Linked DNA regions of Homo sapiens: region 1 is linked to region 2. A link is a loop called in an ENCODE intact Hi-C map of the cell type or tissue named here. Cell type or tissue: breast epithelium. All regions are shown on one strand. Each heading gives the region's core, and the rest is flanking DNA. Links, peaks and the distances in the headings are about the cores only. Region 1 has its middle 53 kb from the start of SNORD3G. Region 2 has its middle 68 kb from the start of ZNF644.

Region 1 (15,402 bases), core at 5,723-9,722, 490 kb before region 2:
GAATAATCATAAGAATGACAGCAGACTTCTTATTCAAACCAATGCAAGCCAAGACAATGGAGAAACATTTTATAAAATAAAACTTTTTTTAAACCAATATGTTACTTGGAAATCTAGGATTTAACAACTAAAAGCATTACTTTTCACAGAAGAGTGCTGAAAAACCTTAAATTTACAACATTTTCTCACTATAAAATGATCAATAGATGTAATGAAGATGCTTTAATAAGCTAAAAATCTGAAACTGGCAGATTGTAGTGTATGGCCTAAATTTCATGTCTGCCTTGGCATCTTTAAGGTCATAGGGCCCTAAACTCTTAAGTTACCCTGCTCTTACCAGATATGTTCCTCACCCTGTGGAAAAGGCTTCCCACTGGCTAGTTCCTCTATCAGCTGGGCCAGCTGCACTCCACTTAGTTTCAACCTAATGAGTTTCACCTCCCTACCAACGGCAAAATTATTTGCACAAGTCAATCGCATTCTCACAGGAGCCAGGAGTCACCTCATTCTCTTGTTTCCACAAAGCTTGCCTCTCAGAGCCCCTACTGCTTAGTTGGCTTCCAAGTGTGACCCCTGTGGTATGGCCCCCTCTAGCATGCTGTACCCTCCTTCCCAGGACTCTGAGTCTAGGTGACTAATAAACTGCTGTCAGTTTCTTCTGTCCAGTGTCAGGCATCATGTTTCTGGTCATCTTATATTATTTAGGTTGGGGAATCCTTCCTTGCTGACAGAGTGAATAGGAGATGATCAGAACATCAGTATAGATTGCAGCTATAATCAAATTAAACTAACTTTCCATTTATTTCTAAATGTGGGTTTTTTTTCCACAGTGTGTACAAAATCTTTGCCTGCTATAATAAGAAATTGCAAATAGTAAAGTGTTTATACCGGTTTCCCTTATAATATCAGAAAGTTTTGATTCAAGGCTTAATAGTATTTAACAATATTCCCAATTATAAATATTTTAAAAACTGAATTTTTCTGTAATCAATACATAATAGCATTGCACATTCACTTGTCATTTACATTCACTTGTACAAATTACTATTATACCATTATAAAAGCATATTTATTTATTATAAACTACTTACAAAATTTTGTTCAGGTAAATGTGTACATGTTTGAACTCTTTAAAAGATCAGTGTAACACAGGCTCAAAATAAGGCCATGGTGGAAGACTTACCAAGCAAATGGAAAGCAAAAAAAAGCAGGGATTGCAATCCTACTCTCTGATAAAACAGACTTTAAACCAACAAAGATCAAAAGAGACAAAGAAGGGCATTACATAATGGTAAAAGGATCAATGCAACAACAAGAGCTAACTATCTTAAATATATATGCACCCAATGCAGGAGCACCCAGATTCATAAAGCAAGTACTTAGAGACCTACAAAGAGACTTAGACTCCCACACAATAATAGTAGGAGACTCTATAACACCCTACAGTTAATATTAGATCAACAAGACAGAAAATTTACAAAGATATTCAGGACTTGAACTCACCTCTGGACCAAGCGGACCTAATAGACAGAACTCTCCACCCCCAATCAACAGAAGATACATTGTTCTCAGCACCACATAGCACTTATTCTAAAATCCACCACATAATTGGAAGTAAACACTCCTCAGCAAATGCAAAGGTATGGAAATCATAAACAGTCTCTCAGACCACAGTGGAATCAAATTAGAACTCAGGATTAAGAAACTCACTCAAAACCACACAACTACATGGAAACTGAACAATCTGCTCCTGAGTGACCACTGGGTAAATAACCGAAATAAGGAAGAAATAAATAAGTTCTTTGAAATCAATGAGAACAAAGACACAACGTACCAGAATCTCTGGGACACAGCTAAAGCAGTGTGTACAGGGAAATTTATAGCACTAAATGCCCAGAAGAGAAAGTGGGAAATATCTAAAATCAACACCTTAACATCACAATTAAAAGAATTAGACAACCAAGAGCAAACAAATTCAAAAGCTAGCAGAAGACAGGAAATAACTAAGATCAGAGCAGAACTGAAGGGGATAGAGACATGAAAAACCCTTCAAAACAATCAATGAATCCAGGAGCTGGTTTTTTGAAAAGATTAACAAAATAGATAGACTGCTAGCCAGGCTAATAAAGAAGAAAGGAGGGAAGAAAAAAACAGACACAATAAAAAATGATAAAGGGGAGATCACCACCGATCCCACAGAAATACAAACTACCATCAGAGAATACTATAAACACCTCTATGCAAATAAACTAGAAAATCTAGAAGAAATTGATATATTCCTGGACTCATACACCCTCCCAAGATGAAACCAGGAAGAAGTCGAATCCCTGAATAGACCAATAATAAGTTCTGAAACTGAGGCAATAATTAATAGCCTACCAACCAAAAAAAAGCCCAGGACCAGATGGATTCACAGCCAAATTCTACCAGAGGTACAAAGAGGAGCTGGTACCATTCCTTCTGAAAGTATTCCAAACAATAGAAAAGAGGGACTCCTCACTAACTCATTTTATGAGGCCAGCATCATCTGATACCAAAACCTGGCAGAGACACAACACAAAAAGAAAATTTCAGGCCAATATCCCTGATGAACATTGATGTGAAAATCCTCAGTAAAATACTGGCAAACAGAATCCAGCAGCACAATAAAAGCTTATCCACCACGATTAAGTCGGCTTCACCCTTGGGATGCAAGGCTGGTTCAACATACGCAAATTAATAAACGTCAACCATCACATAAACAGAACCAATGACAAATACCATATGATTATCTCAATAGATGCAGAAAAGGCATTCAATAAAATTTAACATGCCTTCATGCTAAGAACACTCAATAAACTAGGTATTGATGGAACATATCTCAAAATAATAAGATCTATTTATGACAAACCCACAGCCAATATCATACTGAATTGGCAAAAGCTGGAAGCATTCCCTTTAAAAACCAGCACAAGACAAGGAGGCCCACTCTTACCACTCCTATTCAACATAGTATTGGAAGTTCTGGCCAAGGCAATCAGACAAGAGAAAGAAAGAAAAGGTATTCAAATAGGAAAAGAGGAAGTCAAATTATCTCTGTTTGCAGAGGACATGATTGTATATTTAGAAAATCCCATCACCTGAGCCCAAAAACTTCTTAAGCTGATAAGCAGCTTCCACAAAGTCTCAGGATACAAAATCAATGTGTAAAAATCACAAGCATTCCTATATGCCAATAATAGACGAACAGAGAGCCAAATCATGGGCAAACTCCAATTCACAATTGCTACAAAGAGAATAAAATACCTAGGAATACAATTTACAAGGGATGTGAAGGACCTCTTCAAGGAGAACTACAAACCACGGCTCAAGGAAATAAGAGAGGGCACGAATAAATGGAAAAACATTCCTTGCTCATGGATAGGAAAAATCAATATCATGAAAATGGCCGTACTGCCCAAAGTAATTTATAGATTCAATGCTATTCCCATCAAGCTACCAATGACTTTCTTCACAGAATTGGAAAAAACTACTTTAAAGTTCATATGGAACCAAAAAAGAGCCCACATTGCCAAGACAATCCCAAGCAAAAAGAACAAAGCTGGAGGCATCATACTACCTGACTTCAAACTATACTACAAGGCTACAGTAACCAAAACAGCATGGTACTGGTACCAGAATAGATATATAGACCAATGGAACAGAACAGAGGCCTCAGAAATAACACCACACATCTACAACCATCTGATCTTTGACAAACCTGACCAAAACAAGCAATTGGGAAAGGATTCCCTATTTAATAAATGATTTGGGAAAACTGGCTACACGTATGGAGAAAACTGAAACTGGACCCCTTCCTTACACCTTATACAAAAATTCCCTCAAGATGAATTAAAAATTTAAACATAAGACCTAAAACCATAAAAACCCTAGAAGAAAACCTAGGCAATACCATTCAGGACATAGGCATGGGCAAAGACTTCATGACGAAAACACCAAAAACAATGGCAACAAAAGCCAAAATAGACAAATGGGATCTAATTAAACGAAAGAGCTTCTGCACAGCAAAAGAAACTATCATCAGAGTGAACAGGCAACCTACAGAATGGGAGAAAAGTTTTGCAATCTATCTATCTGACAAAGGACTAATATCCAGAATCTACAAGGAACTTAAACAAATTTACAAGAAAAAAAAACCCATCAAAAAGTGGGTGAAGGATATAAACAGACACTTTTCAAAATAAGACATTTATGCAGCCAACAATCATATGAAAAAAGCTCATTATAACCGGTTATCAGAAAAATGCAAATCAAAACCACAATGAGATACCATCTCACGCCAGTTAGAATGGCAATCATTAAAAAGTCAGGAAACAACAGATGCTGGAGAGGATGTGGAGAAATAACGTTTTTACACTGCTGGTGGGCGTGTAAATTAGTTCAACCATTATGGAAGACAGCGTGGCAATTCCTCAAGGATCTAAAACCAGAAATACCATTTGACCCAGCAATCCCATTACTGGGTATATACCCAAATGATTAAAAATAATTCTATTATAAAGACACATGCACACATATGTTTATTGCAGCACTATTCACAATAGCAAAGACTTGGAACCAACTCAAATGCCCATCAGTTTAGACTGGATAAAGAAAATGTGGCACATATACACTTTCTTTATGCAGCCATAAAAAAAGAATGAGTTTATGTCCTTTGCAGGGACATGGATGAAGCTGGAAACCATCATTCTCAGCAAAATAACACAGGAACAGAAAACCAAACACTGCATGTTCTCACTCAAAAGTGGGAGCTGAACAATGAGAATATATGGGCACAGGGAGGGGACCATCACACACCGGGGCCTGTCAGGGGGTGGTGGGGCTAGGGGAGGGATAGCATTAGGAGAAATACCTAATGTAGATGATGGGTTGATGGGTTCAGCAAACCACCATCGCATATGTATACCTATGTAACAAACCTCTATGTTCTGCATGTGTATCCCAGAACTTAAAGTATAATAAAAACAAAAACAAACAAAAAGATCAGTATAGAACTACAACCTTTCTAATCATTTGAACTAATGGAACATTTTAATTTTAATTTTAAATATGTGTATCAAAATAATAGGAGTTTTCTTCTAAGTCTACATAAAGATGGGCAAAGCTGGCATCATAAATTAGTGAAACATTGGTTGTCTCCATTATGTTGAATTTGTTATGATAAATATTTAAATGAGCCTAATTACATTAAAATTTTTAATAGTACAAAATGTTATTTGATGTGAATATCCCATTATTTATTTATCTTTTCTCCTATTGATGGGGATTTGGATTATTTCTAGAGTTTTGCTATTACAAACATGCTGCTATTAACATTCTTGTACTTATCTCTGGTAGGCATTGCAAGAGTCTCTGTGGGATATATAAATGAGAGTGAAATTTATCAGTTGTAAAGAATGTGTAGACTCAACTGTATAAGATAATGCTGACGGTTTTCCAAATTATCAGTAACAATTTAACTGTAATAAGAATATGGATGAATTTTAGAAATATGACATTGAGTTAAAAAAAAAAAAAGCTAAAAACTAAGTCCCAAAATGTTACATACAACTTCTTGCCTCTTTTATAAAGTTAAAAATAACTAACACTAAATTACATTATTTTTAGGAAGGATAGCATTATTTTTCTTATAATAACATACCAGAAGTAACGTATTTCCCATATTTAAAAAAAGAGATAAATCAATACAAGATTTAGAATAGGGAAACTCAAGTAGGAAAGACAAGGAACTAGAAAGGAAAAAAACCATATTCATCAATGTTCATTTCCAGGTTGAGTGGTGGGCATATGGCTGTTTATTTATATTAAAAATAAATAATTAACTTAAAAGTCATGCCTGGACCAACGAGGAGAGTATGGCATGAATTGAGGATCTGAGTTTCAAAGTAATAAATAAAATCCAAATCTAAATTAAGATGACACATTTTAAAATAACTTAAAGAGTGTAATTGAATTGTTTGTAACTTAAAGTGTAAATGCTTGAAGGGATAGATACCTCATTCCCCATAATGTGCTATTTCAGACCACATGCCTGTATCAAGACGTCTCATGTACCCCATAAATATATACACCTACTATGTACCCACAAAAACTAAAAAAAAAAAAAAAAAAAAAAAGCAAATTTGAAAAGATGATAAACATGCCTCTCCTCAGTATCAATCCAAAACACTGAAGTGAGAAAAGGTCAGACCTTAGCTTTAAATTAACAAGGAATCAAATTCTGGCTCTGCCACTATCTTTGTTAGTGTAGCTTCTCATATGTGAGCTGGAGATACTAACATGATAAAAGAGGCATTTCAAAGCAGGGGTAAGAATGGAGTATGCAGTAACCAGAATTAGGACATGTAGCTAGCCAATGACAAAGGGAGAGAGAGAGGGAAGAAGAAAGGGTGAAGGGCTGGAAAGAGGATGGATCATTATATTGCTTCTTATGCCACGAAAAAGTTTTAATTCCAGATGAATCAAAGTTTTTCAAAATAAACCTATAAAAACACTAGAATAAGGCCCAGGCAAATTTATTTACAATCTTGGAATTGGAAGGGCTTTTGTAAACAGGACATAAAACCTAGATGCAATTTTAAAAGAATGATAAATTGTCTACACAGAAATATAACATTTTGTACATAAAAATGCATAAAGTCAAAAGACAAAATACTTAGAAAACTATGTGCAATGTGGATGCAAAAAGCCAATTTCTTAATTTTAAAAGACCTAATATAAATCCATTTTTAAAATATGGTGCAATAGAAAATAGTCAAAGGCTGTGAACAGGAAGCTTTTAGGAAAACTAATAAAAAGGTCCTGTAAACATGAAAATATGCTCAACTTCTAAAATTTAAAGAAACATAAAAAAATGAAATATCATTTTGCCAAAATAACCAATATTGGCGATAGTGTGTGGAAAAAGAAACTAAAATTTTGTTTTCAACTTCTATTATTGATGGAAAAGTGTACATTTACATAATATTTTTTGATAGCAAGTCAGCTATGTCTATCAAATTTCTAAATACCAATATACTTTAACCCAGTCATTTCATGTTAGAAAGTTTTCTATGGAGATGTATAGTCAAAAATATCTGCCAAGACACAGATATTAATACATTCTTATAACTACTTATAATTATAAAAACAAGAAACAATCTAAATGTCCACCAATAGGAACCAGGTAATATACTCTGGTACGCTCATACTACGGAATGCCACACAGTCAAATACAGTAATGAGCTTGGTCTGTATGTGCTTTTGAGGAAACAGCTCCCATATGTATTTATGTTTTAAAAGCTACATAGGCAGTGGTGTGGATCATATGACTCTATTTGTGTTAATTAAAGTTATACATATATAATAAAAAGTATATACATATATGCACATATCCATTGTATTTCTAAACATACAGGTATATGCATAAAACCTTTTTTCTGGATATATATACAAAGGGAAGAGAGATGATGGAGTGAAGATACGTTATTTTTTATTTTATACCTTTTTATGGGATTAATATATTACTTGTATAAATATATTACATATATAAATATATACTTCATACCTATATATATTAAGGTGAAATGAGATTATAGTATATGAGGTGATAGGCATAAAGTAGAAATACCCCATAAAATGTTAATGCTATTCTCCCTAACACTGACAGCTAATAATTCTCTGGATCTACCAAACCCTTTTTTAATTTAATCTCATGACTTTGGTTCTTTTGGATGTAAAGAGTAACTCAGGGTCTTAAAGTATAAAATTTCTAGATAGAAATAAAGATAATTATATGATCTTCCTAACTTTTATTCTTTACTAAATAGATCTGATTGATTTACATTTTATACTTTAAAACATTTAAAATTTTTCCTCCTAAGTCCTAAATACTGGTATTGTTGTGATTTTTGTTTCTAACTGGCTTCCCTTTACCACCAGATTGTCTTGGCACAAAAAAGAAAACTCAGGAGAAATTTTTTATTACAAAAAAAATAGACATTTTCATTCAGAAGGGTTCATATTTTCCTTATTTTTCTACTTTAGATCTGTTCATTCCTTAAAAGACAAATAGGGTTTGAGGCATGAGGAGAAATAGCTTATATCATAAAAGAATTAAGAATTAAAAAAATAAACAAAAATCATCTTACTTAAAGAAACACTGCATTTAGATTCAAATGGCCCAGGCCCACCTGGGCTTTCAGCAGGACTCACTGCTTGGACCAGGCTCCTCCTATTATTAGAACTGTCAGTGCCAGAATTCGGGCCAAATTCCAAGAAAGAATCCTACCTCCAAGTGCTGTTATCATTTTTTAATTGCATATGTCTGCAGTGCCTTACTGTCTGCCACTTAGTATTCCTGCATGTTGCTAAACAGCTGCCATGTTGTTTCCCTAGAGATATGTTCCTGTATATCCTTACCTATTTCACAGAGCTGTTGTAAAGCTTAATTAATTAATGTTTCCTGAATGCCTTGAGGTTTTCAGACAAAAAGTGTTAGGTAGAAAGTGTAGAGAGTCTTATTAAATCTCCAGTTTTCTCCTGGAGATTGAAGTCTCCCACCTGGTCTTGATTTCTAACAGACAGGGCATGTGCCAGTCCCCTGTGCCTTGTCCTGAGGTCACAGTGAAATTTTGGTCTGGCCATCGCATCAACCCAGCCTTCTGAGAGGTGAAAGATTACTCAAAATCTCACATAGGGCTATAGGCCAAGACCACTCCAACCAGTCTGGGTATGATTAAGATGGAATGAATTTTCTCATAGTAGACCACAAAATAACCCTGTAAGATTCTAGAATAAACCTAAAGTTGTTTGATTTTTGTTTTTATGTTTTTTGGTTTTAGCAAAGGATTTTTTTTTAAGTGAAGATTTTCCGATGAGCAAAAAAGAGGCATTTCAAAGAATAAGAAACCAAAGGGCAAAAAAACATATAAAAAGGTACCCAACATTACTAATAAACAATAAAATTCAAATTAAAATCATATTAAAATTCTATTTTCCACCTGTTCTATTGGCCAAACCTTACCATTCTGAGTGTTGACAAGGATGTAGAGCCAAGAGAAATCCTGTAAACTGTTGTTGGGAATACAATTGATACAAGCAATGTTATGAAGTTGAACATGTGACCACTCTGAGGCACATGTAAGGAAATTCTTGCACATGTGCATAGGGAAAACTTTAAAATGTTGATAGCAGCTTCATTTGTTATTGCAAAAAGTAAAAAAAAAGTAAATGCTCATCAATAGTAGAATTTAAAAGTTACGGTATAATCAAATAAGAGAATAATAGCAGAGAAAATAAATGAACTGGAGGTATTGAATAAACATGAAAATATTTCACAAACACAATATTGAACAAAAAACGAAAGTTTCTCTGGAGTACCTAAAGATGATGCCACTTTTGTGATAAGAACATGCCAAACAGTACCATATTGTTTAGGTAGACAAAACGTAAAAGACAAACACATTCTAAGTAGTGCTGCTAGAGCACTGTATTAGTCCTTCCCGTGCTGCTATGAAGAAATACCCGAGACTGGGTAATTTGTAAAGGAATTTATGGTATTTAGGTAGGTAAGAATATGTGTAGGAATGACAAACTCCCAATTCAGGAAACGGGTACTGGTGGGCATTTAGGATTAAGAATACACAAAAGGCTTCAAACGAGTGGTAGCTGGACAGGGGTTAATTATATTATTCTTTATACATTTTTATCTTTATACCTTTTATATACCTGAATTATTTCTTAATAAAAACTACTCACATCAATCAGCAAAAGTATCAAACGATATTGATGGCAGGGGAGTTTACACCTCTGTGAGGTTGGAGGTATATAGGAACTCTCTGCACTTTACATTTAATTTTTCTGTGAACCCAAAACTGCTCTAAAAATAAAATTTTATTAATCAACTAAAGGAAAAACTATTTGTCATTAGCCTTTATATGTTCTGTATAGCCCATGGATTTCATAATAATTTAATATTAAAGAAACGACGGTAGGAGAATCAGCCTAAAAGGCACAATATGGAGAGTTGAAAGAAAGGGACTTGAGAAAGAAAACTAAGTTGTAAGTTCAGCACATCAAGGCCACACCTCCGTGATGTCTGTATGTATGGTGGGAGTCTGTATGCACGTATGTGGGCATGGCATGTGTGGAAGCTTGCTTTAATATGCCTGCCACATTCTAAGTAGTGCTGCTAGAGCACTGTATTAGTCTGCTCTCACGCTGCTATGAAGAAATTCTCGCAACCGGGTAATTTATAAAAGAAAGAGGATTCATTGACTTACAGTTCCGCATGGCTGGAGAGGCCTTAAGAAACTTACAATCATGGCGGAAGGCACGTCTTCACGGGGCAGCAGCGGAGAGAATGAGTGCTGAGCAAACGGGGAAGCCCCTTATAAAACCATCAGATCACGTGAGAACTCACTATCACGAGAACAGCATGAGGGAAACCGCCCCCATGATTCAATTATCTCCACCTGGTCTCGCCCTTGACATGCGGGAATTTTTACAATTTAAGATGAGATTTTGGGTGGGGACACAGCCAAACCATGTCAAGTATGCTTTTATGAAATCTATTATTGTACAGCTGATGTTACAGCTACTTTAGAGTAATTTTCCCCCAGCTCTGGAGCAGTGATTTGCAAAAATTTTTTAGGAGTCCATATAAAATGTCATATAGAATTCAAATATATAAATTGATAAAACTACATTTTCTCTGGCTACAGATATGGTGGGAGTCTGTTTGCCTATTATTCTTGCCACCTCACCCCAAGCACCTGTGCAGAATCCTAGTACTTAATAATTGGAATATAATTGCTCTAAGATAGCACGTTCTCATGTATGTTTTGCAGAGACACCAGTCCTGAGAAATGTTCTATATTAGCGGGATTCCATGATCATACACATTTGAGCTGTGCTACTTGTTCACGGTGCATTCTAAAGGCTCTGAGAAGCCCTGCAACAAAGACACTGATTTCCTCTGTTGAAACTAGTATTTCTCAAGCATAAGTAACCACAGAACATTCTTTCACACGAAATATCTATTAATGTCCCTAAGCACTCTTTTAGAAATGTATGCTTTAGCCCATAAAACAAATGTCTCCTATTAAGATCATTGGTATTTGGTTCATTTCAATATAATAAACTTACAGTTACTAATGAGTCTTAATACTGCCTAAAGCCTTATCTTTCTCAAATGCATTTCTCTAGTACCCTCTCTAGCACTTTTCCTATTAAAGATATACACATTGTAAGTTGGCCATCTACTGTTTTCAACAAATAGATACTGAGTGCTTGTCGTATAGAAGGAATTTTAAATGCAAAGAAACACAAGACCCACACTTCATGTACTTCAATGCCAAGGAGTTCGAAAAGGCTTGTGTTGGATTTTTAAAAAGGCAGGCATTATTGAAAAAATAATGCAGATTCTTCAAGTGTACATTGAACTTAAATAAGTTTGATGTTTCTGCAATGTATCAAGTCCCAAAAACTTTTCAAGTTTATCTTGGATGGCATGCTTAATGGTATGAACATCTGTGACTATAAGTGCTTAAGATAAGCAGATACTTAATAAATATTTATTGAATTAATAAATGAACAAACACACAAACTGTATAGAATAAACACATTTAGAGGCCAGGACAAGACTGAGCCAGACACAGAGAGTAGAAGCAGGGGAAAAGTCTAACGAAGTGGGGAAGATTGGCAATATTCACGAAACATTTTAATGAATCACAGGCCAAGTTTCCATCTAAGCTATATATTTTAATTACCCCTCTCTTTAAAAGAAAAAAAAAGGCTTATTTATTTAAAAAAAAAAAAAAAACTACAATTCCCTTGAAATCGCCCAAGTTTACTATATCCAAATAGGGACTTGAGTGATTTGCAAATGTTTTAGTCTCCTTTATTTGCAAGAACTTATTGCCAAAATTATAGGACATTGGTTTCAGAATTTGTTTCTATAAAAAACTGAAATGTAAAAATAAGATTATTATACAATTTGCCTCTGGAATATGGGAATTTCCCCTCATTTTTGAAAGAAGAAAAATAATTCAAGAAGGTCCTTAACACCATCTCCCCAACTGACCAAAAAACATGCATTTCTCCAGATGTGGGAATTAATGGTCCTCATTTGACTGTATACCCTTGCAAGTTACATGAATAAATGTCATATGAGCAGGATGGTCATTTAACACTAATATATAACATTAATGACCTCAATTGTCCAACTTAAATTGGCCAATTAAAGAAGATAATACTGCAGACCTAAAAAAATCTTTTTGTGCTTTCCTACTTTGACATCTTTATCTGAGCCTTTTTGACATACTATGCACTAACCTCTTCATCCATAACATATAGGCATTTATATATTTTATGCTCCTAGATTCTTCAGCCACTCATTCATTCAATCAATCAAAAAAGTATACAAGGCTGGGCACGGTGGTGCATGCCTGTAATCCCAGTGCTTTCAGAAGCTGAGGCAGAAGAATCAATTGAGGCTAGGAGTTCGAGACCAGCCTGGATAGATCTCGTCTCTACAAAAAATTTAAAATTATCCAGGCATGGTGGTACGTGCCTATAGTCCTAGCTACTCGGGAGGCTGAAGCGGGAGATTCACTTGACCCAGGAGTTCCAGGCTGCAATGAGCTATGATCACACCACTGTACTCCAGCCTGGGCAACAAAGTGAGACCTTGTCTCTAAAAAAATAAGTAAATAAATAAGTGTACGCATAATGAAGAAAACTAAAAGAAATATAAAATTAGTTATTTGCCCTTAGAGAGCTTACAGTCTCATTGCAGATACAAGAGATGTTAACATGTAAAGTTTAATAACAAAACAACTCTGTAACCCATGTGATGTAACAAGAAAATAAATAGTAAGTGTCAAACTTCTAGGATAGAAAAATGCATGGTATGAGCATTCATTTGCCTTCAAATTTAGAAAAGGATGAAGATGCTGGGAGATAAAATAGTCATGAAAATTTTATAGTGAAGAAAACTTGACCTAGTCTGAAGGAAAAGAAAGATTTGGGGAAATTAAACAGAGGTGGTAGAACATTCCCAAGATGGAAATCTTGTGAATAAAGTTTCATAAACTGTCTGAAAATGATTCATACAATTTTGTGGTCACTATGCCACTTTACTGGATTGTATGCAAACATCCAAAATGAGGTGGCTAAACAAAAAAATTTACTAGTAGAAGTCCAAGCAAGAAAGAATGCCAAAAGTGTCAGAAATGGCTCAGCATCTGAGCATAGCTTCCTTTTTGAATTTCATCCTTATCCCTGAGTCCCTAAATATCTAATATTTGTTAATATGTGTTAATGACTTTTTGAAAGAAATGGGTGAGAAAACTGGGAAAGCTGAACCAATTGACAGTGTCCAAAGTTGCATTACATTCCAAAGCATTCATATTATAGAAGTGTCTTCATCCTTCAGCCCCTAGCTAAAAAGTTTTTTTTTTTTACCCTAGGCTTGGAGCATTGGCAAAATTATTTGCCAAAGATAGCGGGATTGGGATATTGGAAGGGATTAGCTCCAAAGCAGATAATTCTTTAGATGAATGTGTAGAAAACTGTAAGAGAATTTCTATTTCTATAATAAAAATACAAGAAATGACATCCTAGACAGACTTGTTGAGTTAGATTTCACTGGGTACCATTTGCTTATAATTTTTAATCACTATTTTCCAAAGTATCTTTCTGAAATAAGCAAAGTAGTCTGCCAAGTTCCTAGCTCAAGTTAGGAGAGCAGAATATAGGTTAAAAAAATAAATTAAGTTGTGTTTATTTTGTAGTATCTAATTATATTGTATTAGCACAAGTTAGGAATACAGGAAAAGTGCTTACCTTAGAGATGATAAGACAATATATGAAGCAATTATAAAGTAATACCTTGTATTTATTTCACATAGTTATATCATGTACTTGGTGTGGTTCGGACTAGAAAACAGTCAGACAGCAGGGGTAATAACGAGAGTGTGAGAACAGGTGAAAGAAGAGCTTTCTAAGTTCTGTTGTTATAGAAGCAAAGACAGAGAAAAAAATTATATGTCATATGTTTATGATAGCAAGAAGACCAGCCCACGTGGAAGAGACAGGAAGTGCTAGGAAATGGGAAAGAGAAAAAAGAACTGGCAAAGTAAAGCAGTAGAGTGGAACAGGGCTTGGAAACCATGGCCTGTAGCCTATTTCTTATAAATAAAATTTTATTGGCCAGGCCTGGTGGTTCACAATTATAATCCCAGCATTTTGAGAGGCCAAGACAGGAAGATTGCTTTAGCCTAGGAGTTCAAGACCAGCCCTGGCAACGTAGCCAGACTCCGTCTCTACCTAAAAAAAAAAAAAAAAGTTTAATTGGAACAAAGCCACATTCATTTGTTTACAGATAGTCTATGGCTGCTTTCACACTACCATGGTAGAGTTGAGTAGTTGGAATAGAGATAGAGAGCCTATGGACCACAAAACCTGAAATATTTATTATCTGGCCCTTTCTAGGAAAAGTTTGCCAATCATTGTAGAAGAACACTCAAATATTTGGGAAGAAGGGAGGGAACAAATGTGGAGCTCTGAAATTGTAACACATAAGTTATTTTTCTTTATACTGCCCCAGCCATACAAATTTTCTTACACTTCCTCAGGCTTCTTAGGTCTTCTGACAAAGGACAGATTAAAGACCTTGGAAAATAGGCAGAAGGATTTCGAGTTCATGCAGAAGATGGTGGAAATTCTAGGACAGAAAAATGATCAACTTGGAAGGTTGAGAATGAGAACAGATAAAGAAAACCCAAAGGAAAGGCACCAGGTAAAATATTGCATAAATCCAAGCAGTGGTCTTCATAAGGAATGGAGGTAAAATAACAATTCAGAGAAACATTTCAAATGATGACTCAAGTCCTGTTGACAAATTGGCATGGGAAAAGTAGTATAAGGTAAAGAACATCAAACTAGGAGTAATAGAATTGGGTTCTAGTTCCCACTGTGCCATTTACTAACTTGGTGTCTTTAGCAAAGACACCTTATGTATCTCTGTTCACTCACTTATAACCCTAGGAAGTTGGTAGAAATATTAATATTTACCATTTTTGAGTATCTACTTGGTTGGCAAGTACTAAACAAAGGCATCTCACACATTTATCCCTAAACCTTACAAAAAGCTCTAAGACATGCATTGCCTAGCCCATTTCACAGATGAGGAAACTGAGTCTCAGAAAGGTTAGTAAATTGCCTGATATGAAACAGCTAGTCAAGTGACGAAATGAGTTCTGAATTCAGTATTGGTCTCTACGTGCACATGGATCATATGTGTAAATGCTCATTATTACATAAAGGATAGTCACTGCTTCATTCTAGGAAATCCTGTATCATCTTTCTATAAAGAATTTA
Region 2 (15,402 bases), core at 7,554-11,553:
AGGCACAGTAGCTCATGCCTGTAATCCTAGCACTTTGGGAGGCTGAGGTGGGCGGATTGCCTGAGCTCAGGAGTTCAAGACCAGCCTGGGCAACACGGTGAAACCCCATCTCTACTAAAAATACAAAAAATTAACCAGGTGTGGTGGCCGGCACCTGTAATCCCAGCTAGTCGGGAGGCTGAGTTAGGAGAATCGCATGAATCCGTGAGGCGGCGGTTGCAGTGAGCCGAGATTGCACCACTGCACTTCAGCCTGGGCGACAGAGTGAGAATCTGCCTCAATAAATAAATAAACAAACAAACTATGGAAAGTACCCAGTACAATGCCCATACTAGGTGGCAGCTAATACGTGGTAGTTGTGGTGATGATGTGGTGGTTGGTGATGATAAAGATGGTGGACATTTTGACTGTAAACCATTCTTATACTTCCCAGTCAAGAAATGGAACAGGGGAGAGTGGTTCTTCTTCTTCAGGACCATGTGATGAGTCACTGACAAAGATGAGACTCAAATAACAGACTCATTCTGGAGATTTCTGTGTTCTTAGGAGCCGAAGGACTTAAATGATGGAAGTGCTTAGTTAATTTCATGGCAGTGAGTGTGAATAGTATCTTGCTTTTGGTTTGTTTCTATATTTCAGTTCACAAAATAAAATTTAATGGACGTGTACTTTTAAAATGTCTTTGACTCCAATTTGGGGTAACAGTTTCCTATCTCTTAGATTATTCTAAAAGTGTACTTCTAAATTCTTCCTTCTTGGTTCTAATTTTTTACTAACTTTTCATTTTAAAATTTTCTTTGCGTGTTCTTAGTTAAAAAAATGAAACCCTATTGCATTTTTCCCCAAAATGATGTCTTGAGGAAAGGCAGATCCCTGAGAGGGTATTATTAACTGCATGCTTCTTATAATTGAGGCCTCTTCTCAGACAACTCTGCTGTTTAATCTCAGCTCTCACCAATAACCCTTTCCTCTTTTTGATCAAGTGTTTAATTTCCTTGAAAGATTTTCTCAGATTTCAACTATTACTGAGAGGATTTTCATCTTACCCTAACCCTTTAATGGCTAAATCTTGCATATCCATTATTTCAAAAAAGGATATTTCTGTTCATCTAAGTAAATAGTTCAAGGATTTGATCTTCTTTTCTTGCCTATTACTGCTGAAATGAGGAATTATTTGGAAATTTCTATTGCTAAATGACTATCTTGTAAAAGCAGGTAAAATTAAACATTTACAAAAACCGATCTCAGACAACTCTCAGTTACCTAGAGGAATGTAGAACAATGCATAGATTACTGAAAACAGATAAACTCCTGAGCCTGATTGTGGTCATTCTTTTACTTTCTTCTTTGAAAGGCAAAATGTATGTGTTTAACATTCAGTTCAGTTTTTCTACCCATCTTTAAAAGCTTTCTAATTTTAGGAAAACATGAGCTTTTCAGAAAGAGGTAACAAGAAAAAAAAAAGAATAGCCAGGATAAAATTAAAATCTAGGGGTAAGAATTATTGCTATTAATATTTTAGTATAAAAGGAATATAATTTTTAAGAAATTTTTTTGAGACAGGGTCTTACTGTCACCCAGGCTGGAGTGCAGTGGCATGATCTTGGCTCACTGCAACCTAGACCTCTGGGGCTCAAGCAATCCTCTCACCTCAGCTCCCCAAGTAGCTGGGACTACAGGCACATAACAAACCCAGCTAATTTTTGTATTTTTTTGTAGAGACAGTTTACCCATGTTGGTCAGGCTGGCCTTGAACTCCTGAGTGCAAGCAGTCTGCCCACTTTGGCCTCCCAAAGTGCTGGGATTGAAATCGCCTTTGCAAAATTATGACTGAGACAGTGAAAGAGATCTAACTTAACTAACTCCATCTTGCTTGGAACCTCCAAGCTGTCTTTGTTCATTCCTGAGCCTAGGCTGAACTAACTTTGGGAGAAACTTAGTTTATAGTTTAAACAAAGATGGTAACAGCCGTTTCCCAAAGCAGACTTCCTTCTTGCCTGGGGACTAGATTGCTTTGTAGGACTAACATTAGCCACAAGATTAGAAATTATGGTTTAGGAATCATGCAGTTGGAGGATGCAAGATTCTGACCCCCTTTAAACCGCTCCTAAGATCAGTGCTTGAGATATTTTGCAGACCCTGCACTTGATGGATCAGCTGGCACCACCCAGATCAATAAACTGGCTCAGTTGATCTTGTGGCCCCCACCCAGGAACTTACTGAGCACAAGAAGACAGCTCTGACTCCTTGTGATTTCATCTCTGACCAATCAGCACTCCTGGCTCACTGGCTTCCCCCCACCCACCAAGTTATCCTTAAAAACTCTGCTCCCTGAATGCTTGGAGAGACTGATTTGAGTAATAATAAAACTCTGGTCTCCCGCACAGCTGGCTCTGCATGAATTACTCTTTCTCTATTGCAATTCCCCTGTCTTGATGAAGTGGCTCTGTCTATGCAGCAGGCAAGATGAACCCCTTGGGTGGCTATAAATTTGGTTTGCCCTTGTGGCTACCTCCCCAGCGTTCAGTCTCCCCTCCTCCCTCAGCGATGGATCTGGAAGCCAGCCCAAGTGGCTGCCTAGTTGTCTTGGACTGGGGGCTGACTCTGGTACTCTCTCTCTAGCAGGGCACTGCTGACCCAATGTGCATGGATTTAATTGCAATGGAGAAATAGTCCTGGGGAGACGTCTTTTAACTATAGCCCTATGACAGGGTGTCTGTCTGTAGCCCCACTGTGGGGTGTCTGGATTGGTGAGTATCCTAAGCGCTGCCAACACCTCCTTCCTTCTCCTAACTGGTTATGTATCCCTATGGTGGGGTGTCTGTGGCCCCATTGAAGGGTGTCTGTATCTCTACCATAGGGTGTCTGTGTCTGTAGCCTCACTGTGGGATATCTGGCTCCTGGAGGTCTTGATTGGCTCTTTCTAACTGGTAGGAAGGGTCTTGGTTTGGGAGACTTCTCCTCAATCAGGAAAATTTCCAGGAGGTTTCTCAGACAGAAAATAGGAGGATAGTTTGGAAAGGATACTCTTGGAGTTCTTGGTTAGGGGTCTGATTTGGAAGGCCTTCTGTCCATCTCATCTTTGTGTGTGTTTGTATATGTGGAAGGGATCTCAGAGGGGTTGTTGATGGAAGTCCAGCAGGCCTAACTCAGAGAACCCTTCTTATTTGTCTGGTCACATTAGATGAACCCTAAAGAAGGCTCAAGAAGCCTATCTCTTGGGGTGACTATCTGCTCTTCCCCTTGCCCAGAGACCGCATTGTGAATTACTGTTCAGAAGTCGTCCATCCCCACCTGGAGTGGATCAAAGGCAACAGGGACCAACGGGAAAAAGTTTGAGCTTTGCCAGGTTGATATTGGATGCTGAATGAGGTGACTAATGCTTGTTTTGTTGTGTGTATTTTGCTGGGATGGAAAATGTTAATTCAGTTCCCCATGCAGCCTATTGGGCAGCATCTTGCACATTAAGAATCTTACCTATGGTTCCATAAAACAGTAAAGGGTGATTTTCACTTGTAAAGTGACTTGAACCCCACAGCTATAGCACAAGCGAGCAGGGTCATCAGAAGCCGCTCCATTCTTCAGGAAGCTGCAGAGAAAGGGAACCCAGAAACCTGGTATGCTAGTTAAAAGGGTAAGAAATTCTTACCAGCCAAGTTTCTGGTCTCTCTCTCTCTTTCTCTGTGTGGGTAAAACAGTAAACTATTGGTCTCCTCTGCACGGGTTTAATTAATAGAAAAAAGGATTTGTGAGACTAGTCTTAGGCTGTAGCAAATCTGGTGTACTTTGAGCTAAGAATTTGTCTGTGTTCTGTGATTGAGAGAGGGGTATCACAGGATAGAACGTGGGTTTAGGACCACTGTAAGCCTGCTTTTCAAGCCAGCTTGGCAGACTGGTCAGTTGCAAACTTTGCTATGGGTCCCTGAAACCAATGCTGTATGAAATTTCTCTGTCTTTTTTTGTGTCCTTAAGAGCTTAACTGTGTGACCATGTGGGGATACTTTCTTTTGGTTTCCACCGTCCAAAGGACAAGAATTTTGGGGTTCATGTCATAGTCCTAAAAATTTTTCTTGAGCAGTTAAAAGCCCTGCAAGCTTGAAATTGGCTTCTCTAGGCTTCTTCTGGGAAAAGCAATAGAAACTGCTCAGTGCTGTATAGCTCAGTAGCTAAGCCTTTATCTTTTGACAGTGGTGGCCTGGGTTCAATTGTTGGCTTCTGGAATTTTTCCATCTGTTATTTGTGTAACTTTGCCATTTATTGAGTGTGTTTTTGGTAAAAGATTATAAAAAGGCACAGGAATATGGCTTTTAATGAGAAGGTAATTTTGTCTAGTTCAGAGGGTTTTAAAGATTGTCTTAACCTAAAAGAGTAAAGGAACAAAACTGAAGGTTTAAGCAAAGTGAAAAGGGTTTGTAGAGGGTTGATCTTATAAAAATTATGTGGATATAAACAAGTTGGCTAAGATTTAAAAGAAATTATTTAGCTTTTTTCCTTAGGTTAAAACATTAAAATCATATGATGTAGGGCCAGAATTTGGGCCCATGTGTCCAAATAACACAGTTTTCTTAGAAAATTGATCTACTGTTTGATGTAAAATTGTAAAGGGTTCTAAAAAGTTGATGAAAATCTTACCTTATGGTCAAATTAATTAAAACTGGATAGAGCTATAAAATTTTATTTAAAAAACTAGCTTTAATATTAAAGATGCACTAATGTAAACATGAGGTTTGGTTTTCTCTTTTGAAGATGATTTTTATGTAATGTTAAAAGATAATGAAAGGGTTTTGTTTTCTCCTTTGGGTAAATGGCAGGAAAAAAAAGGAGGAGAGAGGGAAGAGACAGAATCAGTTGGCCTCATCCTATCTTCATTGGGTCTTGTTTGGAAAGCTAAGTTTCCTCTATCAGAGTAAAGGTTTTTCTTTTTTAAAAAAATTTTTGGAGTTATCATTTTGCCCAAATGAATGACTTATGGTGACCTGGGATTCTATTTTGTGATATCCAGTGTTTTAAAGCTTTGATATTTGACAAACTTTCCAAAATCAAATTATAAATTATGTCTCTTTCTTATCTAATATTTTAGATATTAGGTCCTCTAAAGTCCAAAAGTGACATTTGGCTTATTTGGTACAAAAATCATACAGGAAGCATTGTCAGATATGAAATGATGTTTGGCTTTCTTTCGTCTATTTTTGTGTAAATGTGTTATTGGTATATGTTCCAAAATTATGTAAAACTCTTATAATTCTAATATTACTTAATATATGTTATCAGTAATAATTATAATTATTATGTTAACAGGCTATGTGCTGCAGATGTAACAAATTTCCTTGTCAATCGTGTCTTTAATTGTGGCTGCCCTAAAATGTTTTTGTCATCCACAGACAATTGTCTTGTTTTGTTCCTGTTTAAAAGATGGTTTTATAATCAGCTATAAAATTTGACAGGTGCTCTTAATGCAGGATTCTGATTAATAACACTGGAGATTGTGACATTAGAATAGAGGAAAAACTTTCAAATACAAGAGTGAATGGTGTTTGGTCTATTTTGGACTGTATTTGTATAAATATGTTATTAGTATGTGTTCTAAAATTATAAGAAACTTCTATAATGTTGCTATAATTTATGTACATTATTAGTAACTATAATTGTTATGTAAAATTTTTGTATGCCACAGAAGTAACCAAAATTGCTAATCAACTGTAGCTTTAATAGTGACTATAGACTTTTGTCATCCACAGACATTTTGGCTTGCTTTGGTCCTTTTCAAAAGGCAGTTTATACTCAGATATAGGACTCTAAGTGCAGGTCTCAGATAAAACTTTAAAAACTGTGCTAGTCCAAACTTCTAGGATTCTCATGGAGAGCTAATGTATTAAATATTGCGAAACCTTTTGTTTTCAGAGTCAAGAGAATTTATTTCTTTAGAGCTACTTTCAACTTTTTTTTTTTTCTTTGAGATCGAGTCTCGCTCTGTCACCCAGGCTGGAGTGCAGTGGTGCGATCTCGGCTCACTGCAAGCTCCGCCTCCTGGGTCGGAGTGATTCTCCTGCCTCAGCCTCCGGAGTAGCTGGGACTACAGGCGCCCACCACCACACCCGGCTCTTTTTTTTTTTGTAATTTTAGTAGAGACAGGGTGTTACCGTGTTAGCCAGGATGGTGTCGATCTCCTGACCTCATGATCTGCCCCCCTCGGCCTCCCAAAGTGCTGGGATTACAGGGCTATTTGCAACTTTTAACAAGTGAGTAAAATATACTCCTGTGAACAAAATTTGGAGCATATTTGTTCCTCTCTACCTGATTGCTCCAGAATTTGGAAACTGTTTATGAATATTCTTAATTTATGGCAGTATAGCTAATTGCACAAGTGCAAAAAGAATCCATTTTCTTTTGTAACAGGACACAATTGGAGAAATTGGTTATTTTGCTAAGGCTTTGACTGGAATGGCATGCTTCCTTTAAAGAATCAAAGTTGACTTGTATAGCCAATTAAAGCCTGTTGGGGAATCTGGCCTCATACCTTATCCACACAGAGTGCCTGTACAAGGTTCCTGACCTGTGGTAAGTAAAGAATGTCACTTTCTAACAGGCCCAGGAACCCCAGGTTATCTTGGGACCTCAAGAGGAGAGGAATTTGTCCAACTCAGGGGTATTTGAGGGTACAAACCCATGGCTGGGCTGGGCTTTTTAAAAGCCTTATTTAGGCTGGGCATGGTGGTTCACGCCTGTAATCCCACACTTTGGGATGCTGAGGCAGGCAGATCAACTGAGGTCAGGAGTTCAAGACCAGCCTGGCCAAGATGGTGAAACCCCATCTCTACTAAAAATACAAAAATCATCTGGGCGTGGTGGCATGCACCTGTAATCGCAGCTACCAGGAGGCTGAGGCAGGAGAATTGCTGGAACCTGGGAGGCAGAGGCTGCAGTGAGCCAAGATCACGCCATTGCACTGCAGCCTGGGTGGCAGAGTGAGACTCTGTCTCAAAAAAAAAAAAAAAGTCTTATCTGAGATTCTTCACAGAACAACGCTCTATCAAAGCCAATTTTAAAAGCCTAAGTGAAAAATAATTATTCTTGCTGCATTTCATGCAAATAATCAGGCCACGTATAGTAAGACTAAAGTTTATTTTGTAAACAAATAAGTTCTGTCATGATTTGTTTTTAATAAAAATGAGGACTGGAGAGAGAAAAATTATGCTTTCACAGAAAAACTATAGCTGTTCTTGAGGTTTTTTTCTGCAGTTTAGACTAAATTCTAAATTCTTTGTGGGTTAGAAGTCCTCAAACTAATGCTTTCAAATCTTTGCTTTTAATATTGGGAATTGTAGTCGGGCACGGTGGCTCAAGCATGTAATCTCAGCACTTTGGGAGGCCAAGGTGGGCGGATCACGAGGTCAGGAGATCGAGACCATCCTGGCTAACATGGTGAAACCCCGTCTCTACTAAAAATAAAAAAAATCAGCCAGGTGTGGTGGCACATGCCTGTAGTCCCAGCTACTTGGGAGGGCGAGACAGGAGAATCACTTGAACCCAGGAGGCAGAGGTTGCAGTGAGCCAAGATCACGCCACTGCACTCCAGCTTGGGCGACAGAGCGAGACTCGGTCTCAAAAAAAAAAAAAAAAAGCTGGGCGCAGTGGCTCACACCTCTAATCCCAGCACTTTGGGAAGCTGAGGCAGGTGGATCACAAGGTCAGGGGATCAAGACCATCCTGGCTGACATGGTGAGACTCGGTCTCTACTAAAGATACAAAAAAATTAGCCAGGTGTGATGGCATGTGCCTGTAGTCCCAGCTACTCCGGAGGCTGAGGCAGGAGAATGGCATGAACCCAGGAGGCAGAGCTTGCAGTGAGCCAAGATTGCACCACTGCACTCCAGGCTGGGCGACAGAGTGAGACTCAGTCTCAAAAAAAAAAAAAAACAATTGGGAATTGTACTCCTTATCCTAGGACTCATTATTTACCTTATAGTAGGCTATTCACTTAAACACTGTACTAAAACTATAGATGAAAGTACTAATGTTTTTGCCATGCAAGCCTTGAAAGCCCAGCCAGGCCTGCATGAGTTGCTGAGACAATTGCAAAGCAGTTCCACTCTTCTCACCTTGGGGTTCACTCCCATTCCCACTACGTTCCCTATCAGCAAGAAGAAGCCAGAGCGATCAATGGTCTTTTCCCATCTTCATACCCTACACCTCAAGGTTAAGGTGTTATAAAACCCAAAGGGAGGGATTGAAACCGCCTTTGCAAAATTATGACAGAGACAGTGAAAGAGATCTAACTTAACCTACTCCATCTTGCTTCTAACCTCCAAGCTGTCCTTGTTCGTTCCTGGGCCTAGGCTGAACTAACTTTGGGAGAAACTTAGTTTATAGTTTATAGTTTAAACAAAGATGGTAATAGCCCTTTCCCAAAGCAGACCTCCTTCTTGCCTGGGGACTAGATTGCCTTTGTAGGACTAATAATAGCCACAAGATTAGAAATTATGGTTTAGGAATCATGCAGTTGGAGGATGCAAGATTCTGACCCCCTTTAAACCGCTCCTAAGATCAGTGCTTGAGATATTTTGCAGACCCTGCACTTGATGGATCAGCTGGCACCACCCAGATCAATAAACTGGCTCAGCTGATCTTGTGGCCCCCACCCAGGAACTGACTGAGCACAAGAAGACAGCTCTGACTCCCTGTGATTTCATCTCTGACCAGTCAGCACTCCTGGCTCACTGGCTTCCCCCCACCCACCAAGTTATCCTTAAAAACTCTGCTCCCTGAATGCTTGGAGAGACTGATTTGAGTAATAATAAAACTCTGGTCTCCCGCACAGCTGGCTCTGCATGAATTACTCTTTCTCTATTGCAATTCCCCTGTCTTGATGAAGTGGCCCTGTCTACGCAGCAGGCAAGGTGAACTTCTTGGGCGGTTACAGGATTACAGGAATGAGCCAATGCTCCCAGCCCTGATTCTTTTTTTACATAAAAATATCAGTAACAAATCAATCCATCATGGCTTTTGTCAGATTCTTCTGCTGACTTCAATTAGACTTCAACTTATCTCAACCCTAACCATAAAGCTTGGCTCCCAAATTCTTTGTAGTAAAGAATTTGGCCTCACCAAAGAATATATCTGGCTTTTACTCTAGACCTCTAGGAGGTACTCTGTCATACCTGACAGGAGAGTCTCTGTTTAGGATGGCGGATGGCCACACCAGATTTCAGCGTGGGGTTTATCACACCTAACAGTCTTAGGGTGGGAATGAGCCATACCAGAAAGGCCAATGATGTGACCTAGGGTCAGGGCTTTGGGTCTTGCGGTATCATAAAAACTGAAGTCTGAATTCAACCGCATGGCAATCAATCAGTCAATCAATAAATTAATCCTGCTCATGTAATGAATCCCCAATAAAAATTCTGGACACTGAGATGGGTGCAGTGACACGTGCCTAAAGTCCCCGCTACTCAGGAGGCTGAGGCAGGGCGATCACTTGAGCCAAGGCGTTCAAGACCAGCCTGAGCAACATACCAAGACCCTGTCTAAGAGATAAAATTTTTTTAAAAAAATTTAAAACCCCACAGGTCAGGCAAGATGGCTCACACCTATAATCCCAGCACTTTGGGAGGCCAAGGCGGGTGGATCACCTGAGGTCAGGAGTTCGAGACTAGCCTAGTCAACATGGCGAAACCCCATCTCTACTAAAAATCCAAAAACTTAGCCGGGGGAGGTGGATCACGCCTGTAGTCCCAGCTACTTGGGAGGCTGAGACAGGAGAATTGCTTGAACCCGGGAGGCAGGGGTTGCAGTAAGCCAACATCGTGCCACTGCACTCCCGCCTGGGTGACAGAGTGAGACTCCACCTTAAATAAGTAAATAAATAAATGAAACCACAAAACTCTGGACACTGAAGCTCAAGTGAGCTTCCTGGTTGGCAATATTCCATGCACATTGTCTCACATCAATGCTGAGAGGGTAACACTTCCTGACTTCGGGGGGATGGGACGATGGACGCTTCACAATTGAAAACCTCTCAGATTCTGCTCTGTGTGCCTCTTCCTTTGGCTGATTTTTATCTGTATCCTTTCCCTGTAATTAAACCGTCACTGGGAGAATAATAGCTTTCTGTAAGTTCTGTGTCTTTATAGAATCCTAGCATCTGAGGGTAGTTTGGGAAACTCCTGAACATGGAGTTGGTGAGAGCCGTCTTGAGGATTAGCCCTCAGCCTTTGAAGTCTGGCTGATGGAGTAATGCTCCTCTTCAGCTCTCCCACAGCACTTGGTCACCATCTCTATCACAGCATCTAACATGTGCTTTTCGTTGTTTGCTTTTTAAATATTTAATTATGTAATGGCAAAAAAAAAATGCTCAAGGAGTGGAAAAGAGTTTACAGTGTGTGGTCATTTCATTTGTAGTGGTAGTGCAGTAATGGGGGGGAAACTGAGGCTCAAAGGGATAAGTAAATTGCTCAAAGCCACACAGTTAATAGAGCCAAGATTCATCGAAACTTAGTCATTCTAGCTCCAGTCAAGCTTCTAATCACCACATCACTCTGCCTCAGCATTCGTTGCCAATAATAGAAACAAAACACAAAGGTTAAGCTTAAATCCCGCCCCCCACAAAAAAAATAACAAACAAGGAATTCACGGTTGTCAGTTTCCCTCCCCCACCCCTTCCTCCTCTCTCTGTTTTTCTCTACTCTGCCTCTGCTTTTGCCTGTGCAAGACTAATGGAAACAATAGACTTCAGTACTGGGGCCAAGGTAGGAATGAATGCATAGATTTCAAAGGGAAAATCCACTGGACCTATAGCTAATGGGATTTGAAAGATAAAGAAGGAAAAAAATCAGCCAAACCTTTGAAGTTTTTGACCTGGTTAACGTGGAGGGTGTTATCGTCCATGATAGTGGTGATTTGGAGAGAAGATAATAAACTTATTTAATTTGAACTCAAATAAGGTAATTTATGTACAATAACATTTACACAGGGTAAGCAGATTGATGAAACAGGTTGATGCCTTTTGGCAAAGGTATGTATTGTGTACCCACCACCTGAAAATCAAGATACACAATTAGCTGGGCATGGTGGCATCCGCCTGTAGTCCCATGTACTTGGAAGGCTGAGGCAGAAGAATCCCTTGAGACCAGCAGTTCAAGGCCACAGTGTGTTTGTATGATTGTGCTGGTGAATAGTCACTGCACTCCAGCCTGGGCAACATAGTGAGACGCTGTCTCTGACAAGAAATATATGTGTGTGTGTGTGTGTGTGTGTGTGTGTGTGTGTGTTTGCCAGTCCCCAGAAAATTCCCATGTGGCCCTTCCTTCCCTTATCATGCCTAATAACCATTAATTTGATTTCTATTACTCTAGATCAATTTTACCTGCTCTAGAACTTTATATAAATACTCATGTTATGTACTCCTTTGTATCTGGTTTCTTTTGCTCAGCATAATAGCTGTGAGATTCATCTATGTTACTTCATATATCAGTAACTTTTTTTTGGCCAAGAGTATTTCATTGTATGAATATATCACAATTTGGTTATCACTTTACCTGTTGAAGAACATTTGGGTAATTTGCAAATTAGAGTAATTATAAATGAAGCTGTCACAAACATTGAAGTACAGCCCTTTCATGGACAGACAGATGTTTTCATTTCTCTTCTTGTGTGTAAATACCTAGGAAGCTGAATTGCTGGCTCATAGGGTTGATGTATGTTACCTTTTCAAGAAACTGCCAAATGGTTTTCTGGAGGGGTTGCCCCATTTCATATTCACACCAGCAATGCATGAATATTCTTGTTGCTCTCCATCCCTTGCCAACCCATGTTATTGCATCTTTTCCATTTTAGCTATTCTGGTGAGTATGAAGTAGTGTTTTACTGTGTTTTTTAAACAGCTTTATTGAGGTGTAGTTTACATACCATAAAAATTCACCATTGTAAGGGTACAGTTGAATGATATTTTTATTAAGTCTAGAGATTTGTGTAAACATCACAACAAGCCAGTTTTTGAAAATTTCTATCACTCCAAAAAGCTTCTTCATGTCCATTTGCAATCAGTCTCTGCTCCCACTCTCAGCCCAAGGGAATCACTCATCTGCTTTCTTTCTCTATAAATTTACCTTTTCTGGATATTTCATGTAACTAGAATAATACAATAGGTAGTCTTTTGCTTCTGGCTTCTTTCACTTATCATAATATTTTTGAGGCTCATTCATGTTTCGCTTATATATCAAGAACTATGGAAGGTCTGAGATTTTACCCTACTTGCAGGCTAATCAGGTAGCCTGCCACAGTTTCATGTCTACTGACAGAAACCATGAGACTCCTGCATCATGGGCAAAGGACTTCATTACTCATGGCTCAGCAGGCAGCTTTGTGTTTGTGCTGTTTCTCCATGCCCCTCAGGTCCCAGGGAGTGGTACAGGGGGCCTAGATGGATGCTGCACAGGCAGTGGACATAAACGTGTCAAAGCGAAGGGACCACAGGCTAAGGAAACCTTTATTTATATTTATTTATTTATTTATGACAGGGTCTTGCACTGTCACCAAGGCTGGAGTGCAGTGCCATGATCACAGCTCACTGCAGCCTTAACCTCCTAAGCTTAAGCAATCCTCCTACCTCAGCCTCCCAAGTAGCTGCAACTACAGGCACGTACTCAGATAATTTTGGTTTTGTTTGTTTTTTCGGAGAGAGAAGGTCCCACTATATTGCCCAGGCTGGTCTCCACCTCCTGGGCTCAAGTGATGTGCCCACCTTGGCCTCCCAAAGTGCTGAAATTACAGACATAAGCCACCATGCCTAGCTCTAATTTTTTATAAGAGCCTTCAAGCAAACCTACTCAACCTTTGTCTTGGAGAGGGACATTGTCTTCATTAAACTGGATATCACACAAGCCATCTCTCTGCTTTAGAGAGAGGTATTATCTCAATCTTCCAAAGCTGAAGCTGTTTGCTATACAATCATCCTTGAAAGGATGGTCTGGAACAGGCAATCAGTGCCTCAGACCATGGAGAATTTTTTTTTTTTTTTTTTTTTTTTTTTTGAGACGGAGTTTTCGCTCTTGTTGCCCAGGCTGGAGTGCAATGGCGCGATCTCAGCTCACCGCAACCTCCACCTCCCAGGTTCAAGCGATTCTCCTGCCTCAGCCTCCCAAGTAGCTGGGATTACAGGCATGCGCCTCCACGCCTGGCTAATTTTGTATTTTTAGTAGAGACAGGGTTTCTCCATGTTGGTCAGGCTGGTCTCGAACTCCCGACCTCAGGTGATCTGCCCACCTCAGCCTCCCAAAGTGCTGGGGTTACAGGTGTGAGCCACCGCGCCCAGCCGGAGAGTTGTCTTCTAACAATATATCATTTATTTGTTCTTTCTTTCCTGCTTGCTCGCTTTCTTGCTTTCTTTTTCTTTTCTTTCTTTCTTTTCTTCTTTTTCTTCTTTCTCTCTCTCTTCTTTCTTTCTCTCTCTCTCTTTCTTTCTTTTCTTTCTTCTTTCTCTCTCTTTCTTTCTTTTCTTTCTTCCTTTCTTTTTGTTTTGTGCTGAATAGTAATATAAATTCTCTGTTCCAGAAAGCATGAAATACATAGGCATGGCCAGGCACAGTGGCTTACGCCTGTAATCCCAGCGCTTTGGGAGGCCGAGGCGGGCAGATCACGAAGATCACGAAGTCAGGAGATGGAGACCATCCTGGCTAACACGGTGAAACCCCGTCTCTACTAAAAATACAAAAAAATTAGCCGGGTGTGGTGGCGGGCGCCTGTAGTCCCAGCTACTCGGGGGGCTGAGGCAGGAGAATGACGTGAACCCGGGAGGCGGAGCTTGCAGTGAGCCGAGATCGCGCCACTGCACTCCAGCCTGAGCAACAGAGCTAGACTCCGCCTCAAAAAAAATAAAAATAAAAAATTAGTCGGACATGGTGGTTTGCTCATGTAGTCCCAGCTACTCGGGAGGCCGAGGCAGGAGAATCGCTTGAACCCAGGAGGCGGAGGTTGCAGTGAGCCAAGATCACACCACTGCACTCCAGCCTGGGCAACAGAGTGAGACTTCGTCTCAAAAAAAAAAAAAAAAAAAAAAAAAGAAAGAAAGAAAAACTGCCAAACTGTTTTCTAAAGTGTCTACATCTTTTACATTCCCACCAGCAGTGTAAGAGAATCAGCCTAGTAGATGTGAATTGGTATCTTATCGTGATTTTCATTCACATTTCCCTAATAACTAAATGATGTTGAGTACATTTTTGTGTGCATATTCACCAGTTGTATATCTTTGGGAAAAAGTTCATTTGAATCATTTGCCTATTTTCTAATTCATTATTTTTTAATTGTTAAGTTATAAGAATTCTTTTATATTCTAGATACAAGTGCCTTAACCGATTAGTGGTATTTTTGGAAGTACCAATGTTTTAAATTTTGATAAAATGCAATTCATCATGTTTTCAAAAAATAGGTTTACTTTTGATAAATCTAAGAAACCTTTGCCTAATACGAAGTCACAAATATTTTCTGCTATATTTTCTTTTTTTTTTTTTTTTTTTTTTGAGGCAGAGTCTCGCTCTGTCACCCAGGCTAGAGTGCAGTGGTGCGATCTCAGCTCACTGCAAGTTCCGCCTCCCAGGTACATGCCATTCTCCCGCCTCAGCCTCCCGAGCAGCTGGGACTGCAGGTGCCCACCACCATGCCTGGGTAATTTTTTTTTGTATTTTTAGTAGAGACAGGGTTTCACCGTGTTAGCCAGGATGGTCTCGATCTGCTGACCTAGTGATCCGCCTGCCTCGGCCACCCAAAGTGCTGGGATTACAGGCGTGAGCCACCACGCCCGGCCCTCCTTTTTTTTTTTTTTTTTTTTGAGATGGAGTTTTGTTCTTGTTGCCCAGGCTCGAGTGCAATAGCCCCATCCTGGCTCACCACAACCCCTCCCTCCTGGGTTCAAGCGATTCTCCTGCCTCAGCCTCCCAAGTAGCTGGGATTACAGGCATGTGCCACCACACCTGGCTAATTTTGTATTTTTAGTAGAGAGGAGGTTTCTCCATGTTGGTCAGGCTGGTCTGGAACTCCTGACCTCAGGTGATCTGCCCGCCTCATCCTCCCAAAGTGCTGGGATTACAGACATGAGCCACCACACCTGGCCTCTGCTATATTTTCTTCTAGGAGGTTTATCATTTTAGCTGTTACATTTAAGTCTATGATCCTACATTTAAGTCTATGATCCTACATTTAAGTCTATGAGATAATCTTTGTGTATTTTATGACGGAAGTTCACTTTTCTGTATATGGGTATCTATTAATAATTGTCCCAGCACCATTGTTGGAAAGGCTACAATTTCCTCATTGAATTGTTTTGACACCTTTGTTAAAAATCAATTCCCCATAAATGTAAGGTTTATTTCTGGACTGTCAATTCTGTTTCATTGATCTATATGCCTGTCC

The links. Hi-C counts contacts between places; a loop is a spot of excess contacts. Peaks named below come from ENCODE experiments on the same cell type or tissue, not always from the same donor. Only the 100,000 strongest peaks of a DNase experiment are listed, where the experiment ranks them.
Region 1: it touches region 2 in a loop (7-fold over the local background); 1 of 110 quality-filtered maps calls a loop at or near these places.

What each region holds. Positions count from the first base shown.
Region 1 is chr1:90,596,988-90,612,389 of GRCh38, forward strand. No RefSeq gene overlaps it. Among named protein-coding and RNA genes, the nearest start is that of SNORD3G, 53 kb to the right of the region's middle. In breast epithelium, for the core only: no CTCF peak of the experiment used is centred there; no DNase peak of the experiment used is centred there.
Region 2 is chr1:91,082,086-91,097,487 of GRCh38, forward strand. No RefSeq gene overlaps it. Among named protein-coding and RNA genes, the nearest start is that of ZNF644, 68 kb to the left of the region's middle. In breast epithelium, for the core only: no CTCF peak of the experiment used is centred there; a DNase peak (open chromatin) is centred at 9,896; H3K4me3 peaks cover 869 bases; H3K27ac peaks cover 1,759 bases.